Regions from separate parts of the Homo sapiens genome. Here all the other regions are linked to region 1. The links are chromatin loops, found by intact Hi-C in ENCODE. Cell type or tissue: endothelial cell of umbilical vein. All regions are shown on one strand. Region 1 overlaps KCNQ1 (potassium voltage-gated channel subfamily Q member 1). Region 2 has its middle 39 kb from the start of ZNF195. Region 3 overlaps OSBPL5 (oxysterol binding protein like 5).

Region 1 (8,000 bases):
AGGTCCCAAGAAGCTGTAGCGGGTGGCCTCAAAATCACATGTTACCCTCCCGACCCTCAGTGTCTCGCTGGGAGGGCTCAGCATGTCTCCCCAGGTCCTCTGCCCCCACAGGCCAGGCAACTGCTGAGCCCTGCCAGCCACCCTGTGGGGCAGGGCAGCGCCAGCCTCCACTCCAACAAGGCACTCGGGGCACCCACCCCAGCCTCCCTTCCTTCCATAACTCTCGGGGGTTGAGCAATGGTGCACGAGAGACTCCTGTAAGAGCCGCAGGCAGTGCGGATGGTGTGTTTATCACCAAGTACAGGAAGCCTGGTGGGGCCGGAGTCTCTGCTGCAGCCTGGCACAGCAGGAAATTTCTAGAATCCCTTAACACCGTGGAGCCGCGGCCCAGCTGAGCGCCCCTGCTGCCCTGAGCCTGAGCTCCTGTCACAGGCAGGGAGCGGACCAGCCTTCCTTCAGCAGCCCCTGTCGCCGCGTGGCCTGTGCATGGGGCTGGGTGGCTGGGGACAGCAGCGGGTGTGCTCGGCAGAGCATGTGGCCAGTGAGGCTGGACCAAGGCTGTCCCGGGGGAACAGAACCACCGGGTCTTCATGCCATGCCCCGTGGGCCTCAGGCTCTGAGACTGTGGCTTCAGCAGCGCCCCTGCCCCCAGCTGTGCATCCCACACCCTGAAGCAGAACACTGGAGGCAGGGTGCCCATCACAAGCACTGGCTGCCTCCGGGGAGCAGCAGCGCCGGGGTTCCTCTCCTAAACAGCCCTCAAAGCAAGGCTGATCCTACGCCCAGCAAAGCGGCCTCAGAAGGGAGCATTTTGATGGATTCCCAGAGGCAGGGGGCCTGGTCCCAGGTCTTCAGGGGGTACCAGTCACCTGACCGCCCTCTCTCAGGTGCAGAGTGGGTGATAGAGATGCTTTCAGGAAGCTCTACGGCCAGCGCATGAGAGAGACGCCACAGGGCTCTGAAAGGCAGTGAGTGGGTTGCACAGGGCTCCCCAGGACCAGGAGCTCCTGGTGGATGGGGATTTCAACAGCTTCAGTGTCACTAAAGGGGAAGGCAGGAGGGACTTGTATCCGGTGGTCCTCAGTGATCAACACTGGGCTCCGGAGAGCCGGCCAAGTCACTTCTCCTGTCCCCACAGGGCAGTGGCTTCAAGTTCCGCTTGGTGGATTCTGAGCCTTTGTTCTTGGAACTCTTGCCGGGACATCAGGGGTCGACCCTGACCCGGGAGGAGCCTTGGCAGCTGAAGCTGGGTGGCAGCTGAAGTTCAGCCCACCTGGGTGTCCCCAGCTGCCCCAGACAGACACTTGGGCCTACCCTGCTCCACCTGCCCCTGGTCCACTTTCACCTTCGCTACCCTTACCCGCCCAAAGCCTGCAGGCCAGTGTCTAGCGTCCTTTCACCCTGAACAGGCTCCGAGAGCCTCTGTCTCCCTGGGGTGGGCTCCAGGCAGGTCTCAGGACAGATGAGTGAGAAGTTTCTCCTACAGGCTCATGGGGCAGTGACCTGAAGTCTGGCTGGGCAGAGCTGCAGGCCACCCCGTGCCCTGGGGGCTGTGCAGACAGAGGGCCCACATCTGTCAAGTCCTCTGGGCCTAGCTCCAGGGGCTCAGTGCAGACAGGAACCAGGGCTCCAGCCCGCACATACACAGGGCCCTGCAGTGAGGATCCCAGGGGTGCGGAATCTCAGTCCAGCTCTGCCTTTCATGAGCCCATGGGCTGCTTGCACATAGATCCTGGCACACAGTAGGTGCTTAATAAAGATTTGCTGGCTGAACAAATGCAGGCGGAAACAACCCTGCCAGGGAGAAGACGACCGCGTTCTGAAGCCTCAGAGTGGCCTGGGTGGTGGGGACCGGTCTTAGCTGGGTAGCTCCCAAGTGACAGGGACAAAAAGGCAAGTGAGCCCACAGGCCCACAGAGGGACACAACTCTTCCCAGAGCACCCTGCAGCCCTGAGGAGGGAGTGGGTACCCCCGTCCCTGGGCAACCAGTCTAGTGGGGAGTTGCCCCCGAAGCAAGTGTGCAGGACGGGGCTTCGTCAGACCCATAGGAGCTCACCAGGCAGGGCGAGGCAGGCAGGGAGGAAGACAACCCTCAGCGGGCGGCAGCTGCAGAGGGAGTCAGACCTCGGGGTGGGTGGAGGAAAATCCTGAGTCACCCACTGGTTCCCCAACCTGGGCAAAGGTGCCTTTGCTCTGCGTCTTTTCCCGGCAGCGGCAGAAATGGTGCTGCGGGAAACCGCCCCAGGCCGTGCGCAGAGCAGGCTCCTCATCAGAGCAGCTGCGGGTCCCAGGTGAAAAACACCAGGTGAGGACCTGCGGGCCTGCGGGCGCCCTGAGCAAGTGGAGGCCAGGGCGCTGAGGACAGGACCCGACCTTGTTCCACAGAGAGGGCCGCCCAGGGCCGTCACGGAGGCCCAGAGACTCCCTACAGGGTCTCACTTTGCTGCTGGGAGGGAAACTGAGGCCTTGCTCTGAGCTGGGAGGGAAACTGAGGCCTCGCTGTGTGCTGAAGGCGCAGCAGAAACCCAGGCAGTGGAGGCTGCAGCTGGCGGGAGGGGTGGGCCACCGGGCGGGGCGGAGGGAGCCTCAGCAGAGGGGAGGAAGCCGCAGCGATGACCTCATCCCCTAGGCCTCCGGGGCCGCAGCTCACGGGGTTTTTTAACCACAGGCATTGCAGGACAATTCCCTGGTATGTTCACCACCAAAGGCGCGGACTAGCCGTGTTTGTGTTGTGCTTTTGAGTGCCTCTCTCTTTGTGTGGAGTTTGACAAAAGCTGTGATCCTGGAGACAAAAGCCAGGCCCTCACCTGGGCCAGGGCAGGGTCTCTTACTGCAGAGAGCAGGGGGCCAGTTTCTAGCAGCAGCTGGCTTCGGCAAGAAACAGGAGAGCCACCCAAACCGGGAACTCCTTCCCAGGCAAGAACACGCAAAGCACACACACGTCAGACACACGTGTGCACACACACACCAGGCATATGTGTACGCATGTGCGCACGGAGCTACCCACAGGCACGCACACGTACACTGAGTGCACACATGCACACGTGTGCCACTTCCACAGACATGGGTACACAGACGTGCACATGCACGTACGTACACACGTGCACACACAGCCCCCTCTGAATTCAGAAGCCAGGTTGGGGCCCTCTTTGCAGCCCAGGAAGTGGCTCTCCTCCCTGGGAGGCCTTGAGGAAATCTCCCTGCCCAGCAGATTTCCGACGTGGTGTTCACGTGGTGTTCACGGTGCCGGCCGGACCCCAGCCGAGACCAGATTCCTCCCGAAATGGCTTTTTCAGGCCCACCGCATATCCCTGGTTCAGCAGAATGCCTAATCCCTCCGAGGCCGCGCTGGGGTTTCCTTAGCAGTGCTGAGATAACAGCTTTCTGGCACTGCAAAGCTGGGCGTACGAAAAGAAACGAGAAAACAGGGGCTCCCTGGGAACACATCGCTTTGATCCATTTTTTCCCCCAACATTTAAACATCGTGCTCTCGGAATCCCTCATGCGGGTCCTGCACCCGCCCGGCCCCTCCTGGGTTCCCCAAGGCTGTGGTTTGGGCTCCCCGCGCTCAGCACTCCTTGGCGGGTGCCAGCAGCTCCTGAGTTGCATGTAGCACGAGCGCCCTCTGGCGTCTACAGGCCTTCCCGCCGCCTGGCCCCAAGGGCTGCAAACACCTTTGCTTCTCGTACCTCCCCGAAGCGCCCCCAACCGTCCTTCCTGCAACCCTGCACAGCCTCCCTCTGCTGGAATCAAGAACCCAACAGCCGTCCTCACTCCTCCAGGCCTGAAGCCTCGGGAACCTGCTGTCAGGTGACTTCTGCCTGTGCTCTGATCCCCACAGCCCTGTGCCTGCTGTCCGCTGGAAGCTGTGAGCCCTGGGAGGGGTCCCTGCCTGCCCCGCCAGCACCAGCTTACCTCCTTCTCACTGTGCCCCTCCCACCTGAGCGCCCCCTCCTCCAAGCAAGTGGTCACTGTCTCCCCACCCAGAGCCCACGCCTCAGTCTCGGCCCTGATGTGTCTGTACATCCGCCTGTCAAGGCCAGGCCCACGGCTGCCTCACTCTCTGCTGTGTCCCCAACGTGCCCCCACCATGGCCATGACTGAGTGACAGCTGGACCCTCAAATCCCCTTGAAGGATTTGTTTCCACGCGGCCAGTGCTTCGAGAGACTGCTGGGAAGTGTGGCAAGGCGAGTGGGAGGGTGTCTCCATCACGCAGGGGCAGCTGAAGCCGGGAGCACATACCAAGCTGGGTCATCCTCGCTGGGCAACTCTGGCCTATGCATTTGATGCAGGGAGGGACATGCACGGCCAGGAAGCGCCATGCAGAGCTTGTGGGGTTAGCGCAGCCACGGGGTCCCACCCTCAGGGAGTGTGGAATGGCCTGAGGCAGACAGATGCTTGTGAGCCTCCCAGAGCCCCATGAACCCAGAACAGGGCAGGTCGGCGGGGATGGTGTGCAGGATAGTGCCAAGCAGAGGCCTGAAACCTGACAAGAGGCTGAGTGCTGACACTCCCGAGGACAGCCAGGTCCAGAGAAGAGGGCTTGCAAAGGCCCTGGGGCAGCCAGGAATGTCCAAGGCTTGGCCTGGAGTGAGTGAGCCCAGGCTGGGTGAGGTGGGGTGGGTAGTGTTACAGGTGATGGGCCTGAACGTGGCACCACCTTGGGGAATGTAGCCTAAACGTCACAGGGAGCTTCTGGAATGATCAGGTTTTTGTCTTAGAAAGTCCTCCCCAGCTGCTGTTTGCAGGGTTGCCTGGTGAGACGCAAGGTGTGGCAGGGAGGCAGCTGGCATGACAGATAAAGGGACAAGGGAGGCGGCCAGGGTCTCTCTGCCTTCCAAGCAGTGGAAAAGGCAGAGGGGACTGCAAGGGGGACTACAGCAGAAAGGGGGCTCTATGCTTGGGGCCACGGGCTGCTTCTCTGCCATGCCACCCCGGAGGAGAGGGAGCTGCAGGGCAGTGAAAGGGCCGGTTCCTGCTGACCAGGGGTTTGTGGCCACAGTTCAGCAAATAGCCACCAGGTGGCGCACAGACCCCAGGGATGCGCAGACAGTGGGCAGGGCTGCTGGGATGAGGACCATCTTGGAGGCTTCCCTGGGGGCACAGCTCAGCACTGTGTAGGGTCTGCCCTCCTGCCTGGGCAGGGCTGCATCCTAGGGAGCAACCCTACCTGGTCTGCTCCATGCCCCTGTCCCCTGCCTGGTTTAGATGCCGCATGGGGGCCTTGGGGTGCTGCTGGTGATTCTAGGGCTGCAGACGGGCACATGAAGCCCAGGGCACGTCTAATTCTCGAGCTGCAGACGGGCATGTGGAGCCCAGGGCACGTCTAATTCTCGAGCTGCAGACGGGCATGTGGAGCCCAGGGCACGTCTAATTCTCGAGCTGCAGACGGGCATGTGGAGCCCAGGGCACGTCTGAAGGTCCCTGCAGGTCCAGCCTGGGTGCAGGCTTCTCCAGGCTTCGCCCTCCCAGCTGCCTGGGAGATAACCACCTAGGAAGTGAGGACCTGAACTTGGACGCTGTGGTGCTGACAGACAGCCCTGGCTGGGCAGGAGCACCTGGGTGGGCTCACGTTAGCACCGGGGCTCCATTTAAAACCAGGCAAGTCCCAGGCCACCTGGGGGCGAGGGGCTAACCACCTAGATCCAGGTTAGTACGTGAGGGATGGGACAGGCAGGATCTCACGTCTCACACACAGCACAGGCATGAACACACGTACATACACATAGGTACACACACGCAGCGACACATAGCTATACATAAATACACACAACACAGCCATGCATAAACATACAATACATGCTCACAGGCGCACACTACAATGTGCCTATATGTGGCCACATTCACACATGTACACGCTCAGATACACATGTGCACACATGTACACACATTGAAACAGAGCCAAACATGCGTGAAAGTCCCCACGTGCTCATGTGTATGCACACTTACATAATACTCAGATACAGATGCACACTTAAGCACACAGCTCACCCATAAACACGCACATGCGTGTACACATTCCCGTGCATGTGGGCACTCACATACACACATGTACACACACCTGCAGAGGTACAAAGGGCCTCACACGGAGACTCTCCAGGGGAATGTTTGGCAGCGCGGCTCTCACAGCCTGGGAACCACTGGCATCCTTGGCCCCAGGCCCTCCAGGGACAACTACCAGGTCAGGGACCCCCCACAGACCCGCCCCATGGCAGAACCAGCAAAGGACATGCCGTGCCCACTCCTGCAGTTGAGCCAACCCTGTCAGTTGGCCGGGGCAGAACATCCTCCTGCTAGACATGGCCAGAGACTTGGCTGGGTGCTCATCTGAGAGCCAGGTCTGTGGTGGGTGAGGAGGACTTGGGGATCCTGGGCAGGTACCTTGGGGACCCCATAAAACATGAGGCCCATGCTGCCAAGGGTATTGGACATCGCCCTGTGGGGGAAGGACGGCCTCACCCCAACCAAGATGGCACCACAAGATGACACACACACCCCACTTCACAGGGCAGTGCAAAAGTCTGAACAAAGCATGAGAGTACAATGTGATAGGACATGAAACTCACACGCCAGGACCAAGGGGGTTTATTCCAGGAAGGCAAGGGGGGCCCCTCACTGACAGGAGCACCTCACAGAAGCAGGAAAGACCCCTGACCAGAATCCACATGGTCACCGTAAAACCACGCCAGGCATCGGACCTGAAGGACCCTTCCTGAGCACGGGAGGTGCGCACCCCCCGCCTGGCAGCCGGCCCGCCCACAGAAGCCAGGAGGGCCCCGCTGGCCGCAGGTACCACCCCCAGCTCTGGACAGACCCAAGCAGCAATCTGCCCTCCTGGAAGGCATCCCTTATCTGGAAACGCAAAAGATGCAAAGGACAGAGGGAAAAACTTCTACGACCACAGTCACGAGAAGTAGCAGGACCACAGGCTGTAGCAGAAATTAACAGCTTTCGCAGACGCCAGGAAAGTGCCTGGAAAACATGATAGACTAGAAACTCCCTATGTGATGGCAACAATAACAACTTATTCTCTCAATATTATTATGATGAGGAATAGACTTAAACTGCCTGCAATCTACATAATGAAACCATAAAATGCTGCCCATAAACACACACACCATGCTCCTGGAGACCACCGAGATGTCAGTCTCCCCCAGTTTATTCACCCGCGGCCTTCGAGTTTCTTCCCGGGGCTGGATAAGGTGATGGCAACGTTCACTGGGAAAAGCAAGGCTGCAAGCGCCACCAGGAAACCCCCGAAAAAGAAAGCCCTGCCGAGGCACAAAGTGACATCATGAAATTGATTTTAGTACCGGGACCACCAAGTCAGTAGGGCCCTGGTAAAGGAAAAGTCCAGGAGACCAGTGGGACAGAATAGAAAAACCCCAAAGCAGACCCTTCCTACTGCCTCTGGACGTCTGGTTTACAGAGAAGACGGCCCCTCCAGTCAGGCAGGACAGATGGACTGTGGAAAACATAGTGCTGGGAGAACTGGGAAGACGAGGGAAGAGTGACAGCAGGCCTGTGCCTCACACCACTTACCCAGGAAACTCCCAGCCACCATGGAGCACACACAGTTAACCTGGTCAGGGCTGGAGGAAACCACAGGTGAGTTCTTCCAGCTATGGCTCAAGGTCCAGAAGCAACAAAGGAAAGGTAAAACGGACTCCCTAGAAATGAGACGGATACCACTGCCGAGGCCATCGCGAGAGGACTCTGGACCCCGGAGGGACGGGCTCCCCTGGCCAGGAAGACACAGTGCCAGAAAGCAGCATGAAACCAGCCCAGATCTGCCTGTGCATGCCGGGAGCTGAGTCGTGACACTCTCTTCCTTTGTAGATACTAGAACTATTCCACGACAAGACAGGAAAACACAAAAGCCTGGCCACGGAGAGGTGCTAGACCCAGTCCTGCCAGAGTCCTGCTGCTCACGGCCCACATTCAGGTGGCTTCCGTGGGGACCCCGTGGGCTCCAGACACAGCTGGCCCCCTGCACCC
Region 2 (8,000 bases), 890 kb before region 1:
CACCCGGCCCCATTTGTAATTCATGTGCGGTGAGCTCACTGGGATGAGTGAGTTTGGATATATATTCCTCCCTGGGTCTGCCCCATTTTATGGGGTGTTGCTTAATCATTTGCGTTATTCCATTGATATGAAATATTTGCACTCAGAGATCATTTCCGGTCAGGAGAAATTTGTGCACTTTTAACCCAAAATAGAAACCTTCATAAAAGCATCATAGGTCTCCATTCAATATTGACTATAATTGTTCACATGCCCACGCTGAATGCTAACTTGGGCTCACCCTCAACACCCACGAGGTGGGTACTATTATTACCACTCACATTTGACCAGAGGGATTGTTTGATTAGGGTGCAGTAGTTGAGAGTTCAGACCCAGGAGACAGCCTGCCTGCTTCGAAACCTGGCCCAACCCCTGGCCCTGTGTGACCTTGGGCAAGTGACTGCATCTCTCTGTGCTGTTGTTTTCTTATTAATAAAATGGGGGATAGAATGATACCTACCTCTTAGGGTTGTTGTCAGGGTTGAGTACAAAAGCCTGTGGATCAGTGCCTGGCTCATGGTAAATGCATGTCAGTGTTAGATAGTGTTTTTATTCAGTCTCAAAATGTTTAATAAATGCCTTCTATGAGCCAGACACCATGGATCAGCAGTACCCGTGACAGATGAGGGTCTGCTTGCATGGGAGAGCCAGAGAATAAACAAAGAAATGAAGAAACAAGAAAAGACCAGATGAGAGTGGCTTTAAAGCCAATAAAACAGGGAAATGGTGAATGGAGCAACTGGGGAGAAGAGTCACCAAAGTCGGGGAATCAGGGAAGCCTTCCCCAAAGAGGTGGCATTTGAACTGGGGCCTGAGTGGTGAAGCAGCCAGCCATGGGAAGGGCTTGGGGGAACAGGATATGCACAGGTCCTGTGGTGGAAACAAGCCAGCTGTGGTTGAGGAACAACAGCAAGGCAGCCAGTGTGGCTGGAGTGGAGTGAGCAGGGTTGGCCAGGGGTGAGGGAGAACAGGCCAGAGAGAGGGATTAGGACCAGGTCTTGTAGGGCCTTTTACGGCAATGGAAGGAGCTCTGAAGCAATGAAGTGCCTTGCCCTGTGTCACATACCAGCCGAGACAGTCTACCTAATTCGGGAGCCAAAGTTCGCTGCTGGGCTTGAGGCCCCTGTAAAAGGACAATGTAACCCAGGCTGGTATGGGCACATTCTGCATTTCCACTTAGATGGCAAGCCCATCAAACCTTGGTGCCATGGCTGCCCTGGTAACCAGTGCAATCCTGGCTGACCAGTGCAACCAGGGAGCTGGCCCATGACCCAGGTGGCCTCTAAGTAGCCAGGACTAATGCGGCCAAGAGTCAGTCTTCTAGCCTTCTTCCTGTGACTCATCCAGGTGCACCCTGCGACATCTGAAGGTCAGGCTTTCAGCTGCTGTGGCTTCCACTTCCAACTGGCTCCACGTCCCCAGGGAGAGATCACACAGCGCTTTGCCAACACATTCTATTGCGTGTTTAATGTTCCTGTGAAAGCGCCCTTGAGATTTCTCTCTCTCCCCTCCACACAGAGCTTAGAAGCAAAGTTAAGAGACTCATCAGATTCTGAGCTTCTGCGGGATATTTTGCAGAATCCCAGATATTTGTAAGAATCCCAGAGTCCCTGGGACTCATGACCCTGCCTCCTGAATCTCTCCGGAAGACCTGAGAGAAGAACCACAGGTGTGCTTGTACCCTTTAAAAACACACCTGTTCAAAGAACATTGAACATTGAGTCAGCACTGCAGGTGGGTGTCGGCACCTCCGACAGCTCCAGCTCTTTCATTTTCTATCTAAGACTTAGACAAAGACATCAGAATATACAAAAATCTGCATGAGAGGGGGGAATCTAGGGAAAGTTTTTTAAACCATCTACAGCAAAAACAGAGATGACAGGTGCAAAACAGCTTCTAGCATTTGGTAGATGCTCAGAGACTTTCTTTTTTGCATTCATGAGACCTGTCCTGCCCACTCCTGTCTCTTCTAGACCTAAATGGGCCCTTACTTTGCCCAGGGTGGGGTTTGGACTCAAGAGCATCTGCATGCAGGTGAGAGGCAGGATCACCACCCCGCCCAGCCACAGCCTGACTTTGGCCTTGAGGGCCAAGTGCAGATCACCCTGCATCCTGGGTCTTCACCTTTGAAGGGCCATGAGCCCTTCTGAAAAGACAAAGCAATAGACTCCCTCCCAGAGAGAAGTGCACCAGAAGAATACATTTTCCATACAAACTCTGGAGGCAGACATCCTCCACCTCCACCCAGCCAGCCCATCCTAGGGGCCCCGGTGAAGAATTCTTGTGCTAGAGGTGAACCAAGATTATCCATGTGGAAAAGATGCAGCCACAGGAGGGAAGACTTTCGGGGCAATGCAGTAGGTCAGGGCTTCGAGCATGGAGATACCTGAAGTTATCTCGCACCCTGCTCTGAGTTTCACCCTGAGCCTCACTCTCGTAGGTGGTGAAGCATGAAATGTAGGGATAGCTGCTTTAAAACCCAGCACAAGGCTGGGTGCACTGGCTCACACCTGTAATCCCAGGACTTTGGGAAGCTGAAGTGGACGTATCCCCTAAGGTCAGGAGTTCAAGACCGGCCTGGCCAACATGGCAAAAACCCACCTCTACTAAAAATACAAAAATTAGCTGGGCATGGTGGTGCACGCCTATAGTCCCAGCTACTTGGGAGGCTGAGGCAGGAGAATCGCTTGAACCCAGGAGGCAGAGGCTGCGGTGAGCCAAGATTGGGCCACTGCACTCCAGCCTGGGCAACAGAGCGAGACTGTGTGTCAGAAAAAATGAAAAACCAGCACCAGCCTGAAGAGCCTGTGTATTGCGTGGGGTACTTTGCTGCCCTTGGGCAGAATCTGCATCCCTCCCAGCCAGCAGGCACTGCGGACCGTCTCCTCCCTCTCCCTCCAGGCTCCTGTTTTCCCACCGCCCCCCTCCTGCTGCAGCAGTCCCTCTGCCCTCCGTTCCAAGTGCCAGGCCGCGGCCACCTCAGAGCTTGCACCAGCTGTTGCCACTGCCTGGAACTTGCTCGTCCTGCACTCGGCTTCTCTCGACTTTAGCTGGAGTGTCACCCTGAGCGTCCCCTCCCCTCCATCCTGTCCCCAGGGACACACACTCCAAGAGAGCAGTTGCCAAGTGGGCCTTCCCGCCTCTTCCATAGAGCCAGACAGTTGGCGACTGTCCTTACTGCAAACCCTGGTTCACACTGGCACCCCTGGGAGGGAGGTGGTTTGGGCCCACGTGCCCTGTGTTCCTGCTCAGAATGGGCATTAGAAATGCTGCCATAGCCTGTGCCACTGCAGTGGAAGCATTTTTAGGAAACGGTTTATATCTTAAGACAAACTTCAGATGCATGGGGCCAGAACGCTGTGTCCATCTACATCTTTGCTGAGGGATCGGGTAGCCTGGAGTTTGCCCTCTGCTGTGTTGGCTTGAAGCTCATAGGGGACTTAAGACGGGCTCTCGAGCAACCAACGTTCTGTCCTTTGCCGTAGACTGTGAAGCATCCTGTGTGTGTGAAGCACCGGCTGTCAGTCAAGTATGCCCGGTGCTTTCTCTCAGAACTCACCAAAAAGGTCCGTTATGGGGAGTGTCCGCCCAGTAGCCAGACAGCATAGCCACCTGCGTGCTGGAGCCCCTGTCCTTCCCAGGCCCTGGGCCTGCTTTGCAAACAGCAGCATGACAGGGGCCTCCCCAGGCAACTGGCTGCAGCCACGTGTGACCCATGGGAGACAGTGCAGGGCAGGAAGAAGGGGAGGCCAGTGTCTCTCCCTCACTCTGCCTCCTGGGGTTTCCACAGCAGCTGCTTCTCTGGGGCCCCAGCTCCTAGCATATGGATTCTCATTCCTACCAGGCTGGTCCAGCCCACAGCACTGGAACCCTCACCCACACCCTCTGTCCTGCCCGCCGAAGGGTTTGGAGTTTCCTGCTCTTGTCTGTCTCTGGGTTGCCCCATGGGCCCCTGTTGGAAGGTTTAGCTCTTGCCATACCTTTGGAACTAGTTCCTCTGGTGAATTCTCTGCATTGATCCTGCTGGAATGAGCTCTTTCCTGACTGATGCAGGATGGATTTTATTTTTTACTTATTTTTTTGAGACAGAGTCTCACTGTGTTGCCCAGGCTGGATTACCGTGGCACAGTCTCGGCTCCCTGAAACCTCTGCCTCCTGGGTTCAAGCAACTCTCGTGCCTAGCCTCCTAAGAAGCTGGGACTACAGGCACATGCCACCATGCCTGGCTAATTTTTGTATTTTTGGTAGAGACAGAGTTTCACCATGTTGGCCAGGCTGATCTCGAACTCCTGACCTCAGGTGATCCACCTGCCTCGGCCTCCCAATGTGCTGGGATTACAGGCATGAGCCACCGCACCTGGCCTAGGATGGATTTTAAAGATGGGCCCGAAAGTGCAGGGTTTGACATAAGGATGTCGAGAGGCCATTCCTCAGTAGGCAGTAGCAGACCTATCTTAGTGAAAGGGCCACACTTTTAGCAAGTAAACAATCCCCTGCTTCTCCAATACCTGCTTTCTCCCTAATCCTCCCCAAAAGGGTGCATCTGTGGTCACCAGCAGGTCTGCCCTGTGCCACCAGGAGAGGGCAGCAGTCACCCAGTGTATATTGTTGCTGCCCTGTGAATCTTAAGATGGGGCCAGCCATGGAGAAGCAGCCTGCTGACAGCCACAGCCTGCAGCATGGGCCGCCCTCACAGTTCTGCCTGGGCTCACTTAAAAGCACCTTTTGTTTTCCTCCTCTCTGTCATGGTCATGTGGCAGCTCTCACGGAATCCTTGTCTCCTGCCCTAGACTACACCTAACCCTACCCTCTCAACACCTCTCGTTGAAGGCCCTCCCATCCAGGTTTCCCTACCAAGTGAATTTTTTTTTTAGAGACAAGGTCTCTTGCCCAGGCTGTCCTCGAACTCCTGGGCTCAAGCAGTCCTCCCATGTCAGCCTCTAGAGTAGCTGGGACTATTCGGCACACACCACCATGCCCAATGAAGTGAATATTTTACATGCCAGCTGGCTGGTATTACACCATTCCATCCCAAATCTCCCCTCCAAACTTGGTGAAAATCATCTGACCATTTTTACAGATTAGAACGAAAGCAAACAAGCTCTCACTCTGTCTGACCCCAGCACGAGGCTGTCCACACAGAGCTTTTGGACAAGCTGTACGAGGACCTGGCAGAGACCCTGATGGCCAAGGAGTCCACCCAGGGCCACCCGAGCTATTTGCTGGTATGAGAAGGGCACCCTCCTCCCCCTCACAGCCCAGATACCCTTCCTGCACAAAGTGAAAACGTGGGTGTGGGTTCAAATCCTGACTCACCCATTCTGCAGTCTTAGACATGAGGTCCGTCAACCTTCTTTAGCCTCAGTTTCCCTGTCTGTAAATCAAGCACTTCAACAACAACAGCATGTCTCATGGGGTTGTTGGGCATTTGTCCAATAGGTGACACACTCTACCTGCTTCACAAGGACCTGGTGTCCAGTCCTCAAAGAATACTTGACAGGTCCTGGTGTGGTGGTTCACACCTGTAATCCCAGCACTTTGGGAGGCTGAGGTGGGTGGATCCGAGGTCAGGAGTTCAAGAGCAGCCTGGCCAATATGGTGAAACCCTGTCTCTACTAAAAATACAAAAATCAGGCCGGGCGTGGTGGCTCATGCCTGTAATCCCAGCACTTTGGGAGGCTGAGGCAGGTGGATGACCTGAGGTCAGGAGTTTGAGACCAGCCTGGCCAACATGGTGAAACTCTGTCTTTACTAAAAATACAAAAATTAGCGGGTGTGGTAGTAGGTGCCTCTAATCCCAGCTACTCGGGAGGCTGAGGCAGGAGAATCTCTTGAACCCAGGAGGTGGAGGTTGTAGTGAGCCAAGATCACGCCATTGCACTCCTGCCTGGGCAACGAGAGGGAAACTCTGTCTCAAAAAAAAGTGGAAAAATTAGCCACACATGGTGGCACATGCCTGTAGTTGCACCTACTTGGGCAGCTGAGGCAGGAGAATTGCTTGAACCCAGGAGGCAGAGGTTGCAGTGAGCCAAGATTGTGCCACTGACTCCAGCCTGGGTGACAGAGCTCAAAAGAAAATAAGATAAAACATAGATACAGAAAACCACAAAGGAAAAACATAGCATATTGAATCATCACAAGGCAGCCACCCCTTCATAGCCACACCTGGCCCCTGGCCACCACTGACCTGTGCTCCATCACCAGAATTCCGTTGTCTCAGGAATGTTCGATGAATGGAATCCTGTGTGGCCTGAGATGAGTGTCTTTCATGCCACGTGACACCCTTGAGGCCCGTGCAAGCTGTTGGCATGTCAACAGTTAGCTGCTTCTCATTGCTGAGTGGCGATTGGTCCTGTCATGGTTTATTCAGCCATGTGGTGGATGGCTACTTGTCTTCTAAGCCACTTGCCTTCTGATTGCTGGACTGACTCTCTCGCCCTCTCTTGGTGCAGCCCTCGGGAGGCTCAGTCACACTCTCCGAGAGCACAGCCATCATCTCCCATGGCATCACAGGCCTGGTCACATGAGATGCTGCCCTCTACCTGGCAGAATGGGCCATCGAGAACCCGGCAGCCTTCTCTCATAGGTGACCTCGGGGCGCACGGCAGGACACCGAGGCAGGCTCACCCTGGTGCAGTTACAGACATGGTCCCCTTTCCTCCCGCCAGGACTGTCCTAGAGCTTGGCAGTGGCGCCAGCCTCACAGGCCTGGCCATCTGCAAGATGTGCCGCCTCCAGGCATACATCTTCAGCGACTGTCACAGCCAGGTCCTCGAGAAGCTCCGAGGGAATGTCCTTCTCAATGGCCTCTCATTAGAGGCAGACATCTCTGCCAACTTAGACAGCCCCAGGGTGACAGTGGCCCAGCTGGACTGGGACGTCGCGACGGTCCATCAGCTCTCTGCCATCCAGCCAGATGTTGTCATTGCAGCAGGCAATGCCCAGCCCCGGGCACTCTGTGCAGGCGGTGTCCTTGCAGCTCTACCCAGCTCTGGGCTCTGGGAAAAGGGAACAATGGACGCTGTCGGGCATGGACATGATGGGGCTTCCAGAAGAGTTACTCTGGGCCTCCAGGGTGACATCAAAGGACAGGGGTGCCTCTTAAGGTGACCTTCCAGCCACAGCCCTCTTGTTGGAGACAGGCATACTCCCATTACAGTCATCACCACATGGCTCTGTCCCAGAGCCATGCCTCTGTCTTTCAGAGACCACAGGAGGAAAACAACCACTTCTGGGATGAGGACAGGGCCCTTGAGAGAAGGTGGTGTTTGGCTGGGCCACCGAAAACCCCTCGCCCCTGCCAGCACACTCGGTCTCCTCTCTGGTTGAACAGAGCTCTGCCTGTGGTCCTGGGTCCCAGCCCTGAAACCCACAGGTCCAGCGGTGGCCAGGGACACAGGCCCACCCCTGCAAGCCAGCAGACAAATCGGCAGACACCTGAAACACGAAGTTCATGGCAGGGTCAGGCTTTGTGTCATTCACAGCCCTCTAGATAGGCCGAGAACCAGAGCTCATTTTTTAAGGAACACCAGTGAGTCTGGAGATTTTTTTCTTTTGCTTCGGTCTTTTGCAGCTTTCTCTACTAAGGGTTCTCCTTTTTCACCCAAGCAATTGCCTTTCCATCTAATGGCCCAAATGGTCAAATGGCATCTACTAGTCTCATATGACTGCTGCCTCTCTGGCCTCGCCCTGCTGCTGAGGTCAGCATGACCTGGAACTGTCCGCTGGTCCCTTTCAGTAACCTGAAGCTTTCACCGTAGACGTGCTGTATTGCCCAGAATCCATCGTGTCGCTGGTCGCGGTCCTGCGGAGGCTGGCTGCCTACCGGGAGCACCAGCGGGCTCCTCAAGTCTACGTGGCCCTTATCGTCCGCAACCCAGAGACGTGCCAGCTGTTCACCACCGAGCTATGTGAGCCCACACGCCCACCCGGGCCTGCATGGTCCCCGAGCTGTCCCTGCG
Region 3 (8,000 bases), 560 kb before region 1:
ATATTTTCAAAATAATGATTTTTTTCCCCTGCTGTCTTCCAAAGGTGACTGGCGAAGGTCATTATTGCCACGTATTATTTGATAGGAACGTATTTGGTGATTTCAGAACCTTTCAGTTATTAACTTTATTGATATTGAAATTGCCCCATCTTTGGCCAATGGGGGCCATAGTTGGCTCAGGGGCCCCCTGCACACCCCAGTACCTCTGCTGGTATTCTTCCTTCTGCCCTGACCATGTGTGCACCTAGGACATTTCCTACACTAGACCTCAAATCGACCATTTCTCCCGGGAGCTCCAGGTTCCCTTCACTAGGAAATAATATTTAGTGATCACAATCTGGAGGTCAGACCTGCTTTGCTTTTCTTTCTTTTCTTTTCTTTTTTTTTTTTTTTTTTGAGACAGAGTCTCACTCTGTTGCCCAGGCTAGAGTGCAGTGGTGTGATCTTGGCTCACTACAACCTCCGCCTCCTGGGCCTTCTTCCTCTCCGTGGAGCCTGGAGACCTCCCCCCATCAGAGCTGCACAGAGATGCCGCTTTGTCTTTCTAGGCTGCATAGCTTTCCATCGTGCTCATGGGCCAGGGTGCACTCACACAGCCCCCTCTGGAGGGATTTGGGGGTGTTTCAAGCCTTTGTTGCAACAAGTAGCTTGTTGTTTCTTTTCTTCATTTTTAAGAGACATATTCTGCCACACATTTCTAAGTGGTTTTTAGAGTGCAAATGTTTGGGTTTTGATGGTGGAGGTGGTGGTGCTTCTTTAATTAGATTACCTCCTCCATATGCCAGACATGGAAAAGTTGTTCTTTCCTTCATTAATTGAAAAAAAACAAAACAAAGAAAGACGTATTAATTTTTTTAAACATACGGGATGCCATCATGGGTGCTGGTGCCCTCTGTGTTCTGGGTGCCATCCTGGGACGCAGCAGTGAGCGAGAAGATGCCTGCCCTCAGGAGCCCAATGCCAGAGCGGGAACTGCAGAGTCAAGTGAAGCACGATGCATGTCTCACAGGGCTGGTGGCCTCCCAGGAGGCTGGAACAGGAGGCGACACCTGACATGAGCAAAGGCCCTGGCGAGGACAGAGCCCCCTTAGTGGGGGAGACGGCCCCTGAGGGACCAGGCGTGCCTCCCAGGCTCCGTGCCTCCCAGGCTCCGCACCTCCCAGGCTCCGCACCCCCACCAGCCTCTCCCTGTGGGGTTCTGCTCCCAGCGCCTCCTGTCCTTCTCACCCTCCCAGGGACTGACACAGGCCTCCCAGGGATCGGTGCTGCTGGGTCGGGACTCAGGGATCGGTGCTGCTGGGTCGGTACTCAGCAGGGCCTGGGGCTCAGCAGGGCTGGGGCCGCCTGGCCCCTGACACTGGCTGCATTTCAGGAATCCTGTATGGCACGATGACCCTGGAGCTGGGTGGGAAGGTCACCATCGAGTGTGCGAAGAACAACTTCCAGGCCCAGCTGGAATTCAAACTCAAGGTAGCGCTGGCTGCAGCCTGGGGGAGACGAGGCCAGGGAAGGAACGAAGCCTTGGGGATCCCCCTCACACTCTCCCCAGGCCCCAAGGAAGGTTCCCCAAGGCAGTGCACATAAGGGGAGCAGCTGTTGACATCCCGGAACACAGACAGGGCCCAGAGAAGGGAGGCTGCTGCCTGCAGCCACACAGCAGAGCCAGCCTAGGCCCTGTCTCTGTGGCAGGGACACTACATCCTTGAGCGGAGGCGTGGGGGTCCCGAAGGCCTCGTTGGCGAGGGTTGGGTCCATCCCTCCTGGGCTCCCAGGCACCCCAAGAGAATAACTGTTCCGTGCCCCCATGAGGATGTGATTCTGGAGGCCCCAGCCCCCGCTCACTGGGCTCTGTTCTGGGTGTGGCCCCGCAGCCCTTCTTCGGGGGTAGCACCAGCATCAACCAGATCTCGGGAAAGATCACGTCGGGAGAGGAAGTCCTGGCGAGCCTCAGTGGCCACTGGGTAAGGGGCCGTCCCTCAGGGCAGGCACGGCCGGGCGGTCAACGCCAGGCCAGCCTCTGACCCCGCTGGCCATCTGGGGCAGGACAGGGACGTGTTTATCAAGGAGGAAGGGAGCGGAAGCAGTGCGCTTTTCTGGACCCCGAGCGGGGAGGTCCGCAGACAGAGGCTGAGGCAGCACACGGTGCCGCTGGAGGAGCAGACGGAGCTGGAGTCCGAGAGGTGAGGCCTGTCAGCGCCCAGGGACCCTGCTGACCACAGCCTGACATGGCCAAGCAGGCAGGTCAGCAGGGCTACAGTGCTGTGAGCATGGCCCCAGGATGTCCCTGGCAGGGAGGGCAGGCCTGGTGCACCCCTGGTGGCAGATCACGTGTCCTGGAAAGGACAGATGGAGGGAAGGGGTGTGGCCTGGAGAGGAGCCGGCTGCCGTGACCTCTCACTGCATCACTGCCGGCGAGTGACCAACAGGTGCACAGGGAGGTCCCTGCAGGCGGGAGATGGGAGCTCAGTGTTGGAAAAACCCATCTCATGGACAAAAGAAAAGCTCTCTTCAAAGTAGTGAGCTCCCTGTCACTGTAGGCAATCACGCAGAGGTTGCTCTGTGCCTTCCTTCTGGTGCCAAGGGGCCCTGATTCCTAGCTGCCTAGGGGTCGGGCTGCCCGGGCCACTGGCTCAGGATGGGTCACTGGCCCGCAGGCTCTGGCAGCACGTCACCAGGGCCATCAGCAAGGGCGACCAGCACAGGGCCACACAGGAGAAGTTTGCACTGGAGGAGGCACAGCGGCAGCGGGCCCGTGAGCGGCAGGAGAGCCTCATGCCCTGGAAGCCGCAGCTGTTCCACCTGGACCCCATCACCCAGGAGTGGCACTACCGATACGAGGAGTGAGTGCCGACAAAGCCCTGGGGGCCACAGGGTGGGGCTGGGCCTAGCAGACGGGCTGAGAAGGGCCCAGGGGCTCCTGGCTTCCCTCTCACCTTCAGCCTGTCCCCTGGAGGAGTCGGTGGGGGAGGGTCAGATAGTGACACCCCCCATCATCAGTCCTTACTGCAGGCCCTGCCCATGGGGTGTGGGCAGTGGTCATTCTCCTGGAGGTCTCTGGCCACTGTTGGGGGGCTGAAGACTGGGCCAGGACAGCCCCCTCACCTGAGGGCCACTGCCTGTGCTGATGAACGCCCTCTGGACCCTCCAGCCACAGCCCCTGGGACCCCCTGAAGGACATCGCCCAGTTTGAGCAAGACGGGATCCTGCGGACCTTGCAGCAGGAGGCCGTGGCCCGCCAGACCACCTTCCTGGGCAGCCCAGGGCCCAGGCACGAGGTCAGCACCCCACAGGCCCCACCCAGGGCTGGTCTTAGCTGCACGTGTGGCCACCACCACCCCTCGCTCCTCACCTCACTCCTCCCTTCCCCTCGCTCCGTTTCCCTCACGCCCTCATCCCCCAGCCCCCTCGTCCCCTTTCCTTCTCTGCCGAGCATGGGACTCAGGAAACCGGGATTTGCAGGATGCTCAGTTCTAGGGGCACCTTGGCTTGTGGGACCCTGTGTCTACTGTCTCTGTCCACTGCCCCCAAAGTCTCCCTCTGCCAAGTTAGCAGCCACATTATCCCATTCCACTGATCAGGAAACAGAAGGTCAGGGCAGCCCAGGGCCCTTCCCAGGTAGGAGGAGGAGGAGCCAGCACTTGCACAGATCTTGTGTCTGGAAAGGGGAAGCGGGACAGCAGGAGGCTCCAGGGAGTAACCTGAGGAAGCTGCCTTGGGTGTGTCTTGGTGCCATGCCTTAGGCGGCCACCAGGTGGCGCCAAACCCACACGCCCCCGTTCCAGGTGTGCTGAGCTGCACCGCCCCAGCCGTGCACCTACTGCGTGCAGAGGGTGCAGAGCGCGGCCGGTGCTCACCCGCAGCGGACAGGATGGGGGCGTGTTCCCCAGCTGATGCCGTCTGGGCCAGACTCAGATGAGAGGCCTTGCTTGCCTGATGGCCCTAACTTCTCCAGCAAGCTGGGGGCCGCGGTATCTCCTTGGCTGCATGTCCCATGCTCTGCCTGCCAAGGGACTAGGGAAGAAGCCTCAGGAAGGTAGACAGATGCACCCCCTATGTCTGCAGCACAGTCTCCATCCCCCCGGGCTCAGGCCAGACTGCTAGCTCCTGCCTTCCCTTGGCCCCAGACCCTCGCAGTCCCGCTCCTCAGCCTCTCCCCACCAATCTCCAGCAGATGTCCACCCCCAATGCCCTCTGCAGCCTCCCACCCCGCAGCCCCTGCTGAGGTCAGTCAGCCTGGGCCCTGCCATGCCTCAAAAACCATCCCATGGAGTACCTTGTGGCCAAACCCACCTGCCCCGCCTCTGACCCCACCTGTCCTGGCTCTGACCCCACCTGCCCCGTCGCTGACCACACCCAATGCAGAGCGTCCCTGGCACCTCTCTGGCCCCAAACGCCTGTTGTTACATGGTGGTCCCACAGCCAGGTTCTGCTTTTTCCCCACCCCTGAGCATCAGTTCCTGTCCTGGGTTCCTTGTGAGCTCAAGTAAGGGCTGAATGGATGAGCCCTGCCTGCACTCCTGGGGTTGTGAGCAGCCGGCTGAGTGTGGGGGTTCCCCCCTGGAGATGCCCCTTGACATGGGGAACCCTAGCCATCTGGGGTTCCTATGAACCTCCCAGCTCCCACAGTGGCCTCGGCTTTCATCTGTCCTCATGGCTCAGGGGTCAGAACCACCCTCGGCCCCCCATGCCATCATCTCTGCATTTATTGGATGCAACGCCATGGTGAGCACAGGGCAGGCGTGTCTGCACCACCTTGCAGGCCCTTGCTCACTGTGAGGGGTCAGTAGCTCTGTCTCACCCATGAGGAAACAGGCTCAAAGGGACCATGGCTACTCCAGGCCATGCCGGGGCTGAGACAGACCCCTCCAGCCAGCTCCACAGCCCAGCAGCTGCCCTCCCTGCTGGCTGCCACCTCTAGCACTGTCCTGGCATAAGCATGCCACCATGTCCCTGGGGCCTGGGCAGGGGGCGTGGGTGGCTTTCAGCTGCAGCAGCTCCATTTCTCTGCAGAGGTCTGGCCCAGACCAGCGGCTTCGCAAGGCCAGCGACCAGCCCTCCGGCCACAGCCAGGCCACGGAGAGCAGCGGATCCACGCCTGAGTCCTGCCCAGAGCTCTCAGACGAGGAGCAGGATGGTGACTTTGTCCCTGGTGAGCCCCCTTGGGCCCAGCCCCAAGGCCTCTGTCTGGTGGGGTGCCTCAGATGCTGACCTGGCTGGAGGGGAGGCCAGAGAAGCACCTGCCCAGATGTAGGGCAACCTCCCAGCAAAAGCTCCTCTGCTGCCCTGAGGGGCCCCCCAGCAGGCTCTGCCCTCTCAGAGTCTGGGAGGCAGCCCAAGGGCCAACGGGGGGAATGGTGGGGGTGGGGAAGAAAGGGAGTGGGCCCAGGCCAGGGGCTCCCCAGCGGTGGGAGGGGCAGGTCCAGTGGCATCCTGCCCCAGCCCTCTGCTCCTTTCCTGTCACCAGGAGCTGTGTCTCCCCAACTTTGTCCCTGCCTCTGTAATGGATGGGCCTTGCCTTGGCCACTTCTGCCTCCCAGGCCTGTTAGTGGCTGGTCCAGCCTGGGGGTTCCCTCCAGAAACATCCTCAGCACCCCTCCCTCATCTCCGTGTCTTCAGCTTGGCCCTGCAGGTTTCCCATGAGGTGGGGTGGAGGCCCGAGCTGGATATGACCCTGTGACCCACGTGCCAGCCCCACTGGACCTCCAGCTCATCCTCACTCCTCCCCTCCCCTCCTTTGTCTCACTCGGGGCCGTCCCAGGCGGTGAGAGCCCATGCCCTCGGTGCAGGAAGGAGGCGCGGCGGCTGCAGGCCCTGCACGAGGCCATCCTCTCCATCCGAGAGGCCCAGCAGGAGCTGCACAGGTGGGCCACACTCAGGGTGTCCATCCAGACTCCGGGTCAGAGAGTGCGAGAGACCTGGTAGAGCTAGGGCGGGAGGTGGGGAGGCCAGGAGGCCGCGGCTGGGGTTGTCATCGGAGCTGGAACCCACAAGACCTGCAGGGTGATGAAAGGAAGACAACCGCCGAGGGCAGGAGAGAGGGTGTGGGAGCGGCAGGTGGTGCGGGATGATCAACCAGCCAAGTTGGCCATGCCTGGCAGATACTGAGCTGGAGATGTCCTGAAGCCTAGAGGAAGGTGCCAGCCCAGCATGGCCTGGGGTAGCCCCAGGAGAGACCTTGAGGTGTGCAGAGCGAGGTGGCAGCCTGGGCTCACTGTGGTGGCCCCATACCTGCGCACAGTGGCTTCTCAGGAATGGCTGGGGAAGGAGCAAATGGGAGTGGCCGAGAGCTGGCAGGTGCAGGCCACCAGGGCCACATGGCCCCTTCCTGTCAGCAGATCCCACCAATGAGGAGCAGAGCACAGGGTCCCTCTCGGGTCCAAAGCTCCTGACTCTGAGCCAGGCTGAGGGTCTCACTGGCTGTGGGACCTTGGCTGTCACACCTCAGCCTCCCCTCTGTAAAGTGGGCTTGATAGCAGTACCCCAGGGTGAAATGCAGCCAGGGCACAGGCCCGGGCTCTGTGAGGCTCAAGAGCCTTGGGGAACTGTCATTGTCCCTGTGTAAGCATTTCCAGAAGGTGCTCCCTGGTGAGGCTGTGTGGGCAGAGAAGCAGGGAGGCCTGGCTCCCCAGAAGCAGGTCAGCTGTCAGGCAGGTGGCCAGGACTCAGCCAGAAGCTTCTGCAGCAAACTGGATACCGCCTCAGAGGCCAGGTCCTCCACGGCAAAGTACTCCAGCTCAGGGCCAGGGCCTCCACAGCAGAGTACTGCCGGCAAGGGGCTCGGACAGCGCGTCTACTCCCTCGCGGTCCCGGAGGCTGGAGTCCAAGATCTCGGTGCCACAGGGCTGGTTTATCCCGAGACCTCTCTCCTGCCTGGCAGACGCCAGCTTCTCGCTGTGTCTGTGTCTTCATCTCTTCTTCATATAAGGACACCAGTCCCATGGGACCAGGGCCCACCCTAATGGTCTCCATTTAAATAAATACCTCTTTAAGGACCCCATCTCCAAATACAGTCTTATCTAAGGTGCAAGGGGTTAGGACTCCAACATATGAAGGTGGCAGAGGCATGACTCAGCCATAACCACAGGGGTGGGAGGGAGGATGTAAAAGGCTGACTCCCCAATCCCTGACCCTCCTCTGCCCTGAATGTGCCCAGGGAATCCCAGTATAGCCATGGTGCTGTGGGGCCCTCCCACTAACAAGCTTTCCACCCCCACCCGCTCTGTTGCCCCTGGAGGGCCATCCCATCTCCACCTCGGCCCTGTGTCCAGCACCTGGTCAAGTACCCAGGGCACTGTCCTGGCTTGTGGGAGGGGGACTTGCTGGCATTGGCACAGCCCCCACGATCTGTCGCCTGTCCTTGCAGGCACCTCTCGGCCATGCTGAGCTCCACGGCACGGGCAGCACAGGCACCGACCCCAGGCCTCCTGCAGAGCCCCCGATCCTGGTTCCTGCTCTGCGTGTTCCTGGCGTGTCAGCTGTTCATTAACCACATCCTCAAATAGGAGCCCTGAGGGCAGAGCTCCTGGCCGGTCCTGAGCCCTCCCTCCCAGGCACCCAGCACTTTAAGCCTGCTCCATGGAGGCAGAGAGGCCCGGCAAGCACAGCCACTGTGACGGGGAGTCCAGGCGCAGGAGGGACCCGGGGCCACAAGGCGCTGCGGGCCCAGGTGTGCTGGGCCCCTCTCAGGGGCACTGGCCTCTCTGCAGGGCCTTCCGCCCAGCGCTGGCCTTAATGCTAAAGCCAAATGCAGCTTCTGCTGTGCGACGCACTCCTGGCCATCTTGCCGTGTCACCCCCTGTCCGGCCTCCACTTGCCATGGGGGATGGATGGATTTAGGGTGGGAGGGCCTGTGGGGGCCCTGGACAGTCACACCCCAGCAGCAGTGAGTGGGCAGGTTTGGAGGAGCCCCGAGTGGCCCAGGAGTCCCCCCACACACAGATGCATAGGCCTGCCTTCCGGAGACCCTGTCCACATTGCCGGGACCACCCTGGTGGGGCCAC

The links. Hi-C counts contacts between places; a loop is a spot of excess contacts. Peaks named below come from ENCODE experiments on the same cell type or tissue, not always from the same donor. Only the 100,000 strongest peaks of a DNase experiment are listed, where the experiment ranks them.
Region 2: a loop joins it to region 1, with 15 times the contacts of the local background. A loop is called at or near these places in 9 of 110 quality-filtered maps.
Region 3: it touches region 1 in a loop (4-fold over the local background); 17 of 110 quality-filtered maps call a loop at or near these places.

What each region holds. Positions count from the first base shown.
Region 1 is chr11:2,528,586-2,536,585 of GRCh38, reverse strand. The region is part of intron 2 of KCNQ1 (potassium voltage-gated channel subfamily Q member 1); the gene reads right to left. Among named protein-coding and RNA genes, the nearest start is that of KCNQ1, 88 kb to the right of the region's middle. RefSeq lists enhancers at 530-1,030, 3,781-3,890 and silencers at 2,864-3,024, 7,580-7,780. In endothelial cell of umbilical vein, CTCF peaks have their summits at 3,642 (motif pointing left) and 5,013 (motif pointing right); DNase peaks (open chromatin) are centred at 3,635 and 5,045.
Region 2 is chr11:3,413,804-3,421,803 of GRCh38, reverse strand. It overlaps the pseudogene FAM86GP. Among named protein-coding and RNA genes, the nearest start is that of ZNF195, 39 kb to the right of the region's middle. In endothelial cell of umbilical vein, a CTCF peak has its summit at 4,567; no DNase peak of the experiment used is centred here; H3K27ac peaks cover 11 bases.
Region 3 is chr11:3,087,707-3,095,706 of GRCh38, reverse strand. It overlaps OSBPL5 (oxysterol binding protein like 5), which reads left to right. Exons shown (of 22, transcript NM_020896.4): 15 at 1,373-1,470; 16 at 1,872-1,961; 17 at 2,044-2,180; 18 at 2,655-2,840; 19 at 3,149-3,275; 20 at 5,011-5,149; 21 at 5,759-5,861; 22 at 7,364-8,000. The coding sequence ends at 7,502. Among named protein-coding and RNA genes, the nearest start is that of CARS1, 34 kb to the right of the region's middle. RefSeq lists enhancers at 1,333-2,140, 2,949-3,756, 3,698-3,767, 3,757-4,565 and a silencer at 3,614-3,908. In endothelial cell of umbilical vein, CTCF peaks have their summits at 611 and 3,742 (motif pointing right); DNase peaks (open chromatin) are centred at 576 and 3,756; H3K27ac peaks cover 1,320 bases.